2 separate regions of the Homo sapiens genome follow, and region 2 is linked to region 1. A link is an interaction called in ENCODE POLR2A ChIA-PET data of the cell type or tissue named here. Cell type or tissue: Panc1. All regions are shown on one strand.

What was found. Peaks named below come from ENCODE experiments on the same cell type or tissue, not always from the same donor. Only the 100,000 strongest peaks of a DNase experiment are listed, where the experiment ranks them.
Region 2: POLR2A ChIA-PET joins it to region 1 with 10 read pairs; 2 of 35 experiments call an interaction of 5 or more read pairs at or near these places.

The regions. Positions count from the first base shown.
Region 1 is chr2:109,391,918-109,394,417 of GRCh38, forward strand. All of the region lies in intron 3 of SH3RF3 (SH3 domain containing ring finger 3), which reads left to right. It also overlaps a transcript of RANBP2 not described here. Among named protein-coding and RNA genes, the nearest start is that of MIR4266, 80 kb to the left of the region's middle. In Panc1, no CTCF peak of the experiment used is centred here; no DNase peak of the experiment used is centred here.
Region 2 is chr2:109,123,769-109,126,268 of GRCh38, forward strand. It overlaps a transcript of RANBP2 not described here. Among named protein-coding and RNA genes, the nearest start is that of SH3RF3, 4.2 kb to the right of the region's middle. In Panc1, no CTCF peak of the experiment used is centred here; no DNase peak of the experiment used is centred here; H3K27ac peaks cover 651 bases.

The DNA of each region.
Region 1 (2,500 bases):
AGCGATCCTCCCACCTCAGCCTCCTGAGTAGCCAGGACCACAGGTGCATGCCACCACGCCCAGCTAATTTTAATTTTTTACAGAGACTGGGTCTCACTATATTACCCAGGCTGATCTCGAACTCCTGGACTCAAGCAGTCAGCCTGCCTCGGCCTCCCAAAGTGTTGAGTTTACAAACATGAGCCACTGTGCCTAGCCCAAAAAGGCCTGATTTTTAAAGACCCACATTTGAATCTCTAAAATGTACCCAACCCATTCCAATAGTCAAGGGCATAGGTATACCTCAGTGAATATATTCTTTTTTTTACATCAAGATGTAGCAAGAGGGGAAGGGCCTCCTCGTACTCTGCAGTGACGAGGGGATGGCAGCAGATTCAATGAGACATCTCAGAAAAGGGGTGAGCAGTAGCAATGGTGCTGCTTGTTCACTGTGTAACTTGGAACAGGTCACTTAACCTCTCTGAGCCTCAGTTTCCTTATCTGTAAAATGGCCACATTGCTGTCACCTCGTGGTGGATATAAGGGTCTGATGGGCACATGTGGGGATGAAGGTAAAGTCGGCTTGGCCAGGGGTGGTCACCAGGCCCCTTGCTTCTTCTTTTTTTTTTTGGAGACGGAGTCTCGCACTGTTGCCCAGGCTGAGTGCAGTGGCGTGATCTTGGCTCACTGCAAGCTCAAGCTCCGCCTCGTGGGTTCACGCCAGCCGTTCTCCTGCCTCAGCCTCCGGAGTAGCTGGGACTACAGGCGCCTGCCACCACGCCCGGCTAATTTTTTTTTTCAGTAGAGATGGGGTTTCACCGTGTTAGCCAGGATGGTCTTGATCTCCTGACCTTGTGATCCGCCCACCTCAGCCTCCCAAAGTGCTGAGATTACAGGCGTCAGCCACCACGCACGGCCCCCTGGCTTCTTACTAGCTTAGTCACTGGCAAAGAGTCCCTGGCTTTGGAAGCCTTTCTCCTTAAAGGCTCTTGGAATGTTCCACACACAACTCTTCAGGATGAGGGGTGCCTATGAGGAGGGCGAAGGAACCAGTGTCAAAGGGAATCCTTCCCTCTCCACCGCCCCTGCTTAGTCTCCTGAAGAATGACGTGTTTTACAACTGGCAAGTGTTGATCGAAGTCCAGCCCAGCCCAGCCATCTTGCCTGCCCGTCTCAGTGAGGGGAAGCTCCTGAGATGTCTCCCAACAAAAGCTTCAGGCAGGCAAAGGCCATTCTTCATCTGCTCCTGAGTTTTTGAAGCTTTAAGGCCAGCAACCAGCCTTGGTGGCCTCTGCCGCACTCAGCCATGAGAGTGGGAGCTTCAGGGTAAGGCGAACGCCCCACAGGAGTCTCTGGAACATGTGAGTCTGGTCCATGGAGGGTTCTCAGGGAGGGTGCTGCCATTGGGAAGCCGAGCTTGCAAACAGTGTTCTAGAAGCTTGCTACAACAATGGCATCTGCAAAGAACAGCATCGTCGTCTCTTGGGAGCTGGCAGAAATGCAGAAACTTGGCAACAGCCCACACCTATTGAGCCGGAGTTGGCCTCTGTGAAGGATCCCCAGGTCGTTCAGTGCACACTGAAATAGAAACTCTTTCAGAGCAGGTCTTTGAGCAGAGCCCAGGACACAGTAGGTGCTCAGTCCGTTTTGTTTTCCGAATGGTGCATCCATGAAAAGAGTCATGTGTTGCCTTCTTGTTAAACTGTGAGCACTTGCCCTCCTGCTTGCACCCTTGGCTTCCTGGATTTCCACCAAGATGTGGGTTTCAGGACACATTCCCTCCCTTGTATCGCGCTCCCAAGCCCTGTCGCTCAGTGCTGAGGTTGCTCTTCCTCCACTCTGGGTCAGTGCAGGGGCCCAGGGGGACACAACTACTTTGCGCTGTTTTTCTTTTGAAGCTGGGCACCTCCCACACCACTGCTCTTCTTTTCATGTTACAGCTGCTGTCCTCCCTCATGACTGGCTTGCCAATCTTACTCCTTTTTTAAGAAAAAAAAAACAAAGTCTCCTCAGTCAGACCCAGGGATTTGGGGTGACTATACTCTGGCGCTGTCGTGGACCCAGCGCTGAAATTCCAGGGCTGGCCGCACCTCCCCACCGGAGTCAGGAGACCCATGGCTCCAGGAGCTGCGGGGAGAGAGTCTTCTCTATTCAACCCAGCCCCACCCTCGGACGCAGCCACAAGGCTAAAGAGCACTCTAAACCAAGAGTCCATTCTGTAGAACTGTTTAAAGGATGGATGGAAGAAACTCTTCAGTTTTTCTTACCTTTCTAGACAGTTCTGTGGTTGGAAAGTGGTTGTGGAAGAAAATCACATCTAACCTAAGAAAGCTGGGGAGACAAAGTGTTGGGAGGGGCTTTGCTGAGCCAGCAGGCAGCCACTCGAGGTCACAGAGACCATAGGGTGGTAAGCGGGGTCCCCTGTGGGATGGTGAGCCCTGGCCCAACCTTTACTGTCCCATGGACAAGACTGCACCATCCCCTTGAGCTAATCTCCCACCCCATCCGGTTTCATGTTCCC
Region 2 (2,500 bases), 270 kb before region 1:
GCTGGCTGCCAGTTCTCACCCATGGCTGCACCTGTTTTGGACAGTTTCATCCTGCCCTTCTAGAATGCCAGTGCTTCAAGGGAAGGGCTAGGACCTTGCTGGTATACAGTTGGTGCTCAATTTATAGGTTGTTGAATTAACTCCCATGGACATAACTGAAACCAAGGTTCTTAGCACTGGACTCTCTACTCCTATGCTATTTTCTTTTCAGTTTTATTTATTTATTTATTTATTTATTTATTTATTTATTTATTATTTTTTTGACACAGTCTAGCTCTGTCGCCCAGGCTAGAGTACGGTGGCACAATCTCAACATGCTGCAGCCTCCACCTCCCGGGTTCAAGCGAGTCTCATGCCTCAGTCTCCTGAGTAGCTGGGATTAAAGGCACATGCCACCACATGTATTTAATTTTTTTTTTTTTTGAGACAGAGTCTCGCTCTTGTTGCCCAGGCTGGAGTGCAATGGCACAATCTTGGCTCATTGCAACCTCCACCTCCTGGGTTCAAGCGATTCTCCTGCCTCAGCCTCCCAAGTAGCTGAGGTTACAGGTGCCCACCACCACATCCGGCAAATTTTTGTATTTTAGTAGAGACAGGGTTTCACCATGTTAGTCAGGCTGGTCTCGAACTGCTGACCTCAGGTGATCTGCCCGCCTCGGCCTCCCAAAGTTCTGGGATTACAGGCGTGAGCCACCGTGCCTGGGCTAATTTGTTTTATTTTTAGTAAAGACAGGGTTTCACTATGTTGGCCAGGCTGGTGTCGAACTCCTGACCTCAGGTGATCCGCCCGTCTCGGCCTCCCAAAGTGCTGGGATTACAGGCATGAGCCATCATGCCCGGCTGCAGTTTTGTTTTAAAAATTGTCAGAAAATACATAACATAAAAGTGACCATTTTACCCATTTTAAAGTGTACAGTTCAGTGGCATTAAGTGGATTTGCTTTGTTGTCGTCCTGTGTTAGTTTTTAACCAGTAACTTCCAATCTTGTGTCTCCCTGTATCAGATTTCTTCTTGCCCCAAATGAGTACGTTTAGGGTTGCCTGACTAAACCTTCCTCAACCCCACACGGTGCAATGCCTGGCGGAGATCCTCCAGGGTTCTGCAACTATAGCTGCTGTTCAGTGCAGTGATGATTGTCTCATATAGAGGGGCTTTGTTTATCGTAAATAATGTGCATCAATTTGGGTTCCCAGTTGAAAACAACAAAAATGGACTCTGGTTGATTTAACGAAAAAGAAACTAAGGAAATGAAATTGGAAAACCCATAAGATCAACAGCAAGGCCAGGAAAGCAGTGGAGGCTACAGTCCAGGCTCACCAGGCAGTCAAGTCTGGGGTTGGCCTGTTGCCAAGGCGTGCCCCCACTCTGAGATGCTACAGGCTGCAGGCACTGCTGCTGCCAGCCACCTGCCCCATAGCTGCTGAACTCTCGGTGCTTCCTCTGCCCACGTCCCTCCACCTCCCAGAGTGTGGTGGGGGAGGGGCAGCTTTTGACTAGCTGAGCCTGTCACATTCCCACACCTTAGCAGAGTTGGTGGGGGGGTTAGAATTATCTGACTATCACCATGTGGAGCGTCTTCCAAATCTAAAAAGAAGTTCAAATTTTGGGCCGCCAAAAACCTGACATACAGCCGTCCAGTCCTGTTTCCTCTGAGCTTTTTCTCCTTTGGACAGACGCCCTGTGTTCCTTCAACTGAAACTCATGGATGAGGCCTCCGGATCCCTTACCACATCGTCATTAATTTTTGGTACCCAGAATTGGAAGTAATCTCACAAGTCTGAGGTACAATGGGATTATTTTTTTCCAAACCCTGACCACCCCCCACCTTAACTTTCATGAAGGCATCCGAAGATTTCGTTACTTCTCTAGTCAGCCATAGTACATAGATGACTCATGTTGGCTCATACAATGCTTGTGGTCAACTGAAATCCCCAGATCTTTTTAGGAATGGCTGTAAAGCCAGGTCTTCTCAATTATTTACTTATATAATTGGCTTATTGAACATGTGCAAATTTAACCGAGTAACATAAGACTGTATTTGTAATACTTCAACTATTTAGTTCACACCCTCAAATTCCCTCACGCTGTAGCACAGTGTACTTGGCTACTTCAACCAGAAATTGTAAACTGGCGGTCTGTAGGCCAATTTGACCACACATTTATTTTGTTTGGCTAATATGGTGGTTTTTGAGAACTAAATCGGTTGCCAACTGTTGAACATCAGGAGATGTCATGTAAAAAGCAGCACTTCCAACTTCTCTTGAAAGGTATGAAGGTCTAGCAACATTTGGTCGTCATTCCCCCAGGGCTGGAGCTGGGCAGCAGCTACTTCCTCTGAAGGGTGCAGACAAAGCTCACTGCAGTCCCCACCAGGCCCTGTTGCCTGGGGTTCACCCTGCTTCGTTAATTTCATGCCCTGCCCAGTCACTGTGGACATCTGGGTGCATAGTCTGTGTGTCCTGTGGGTGCTGGTTATGGCAGGGGCAAAAGGGGTAAAGTG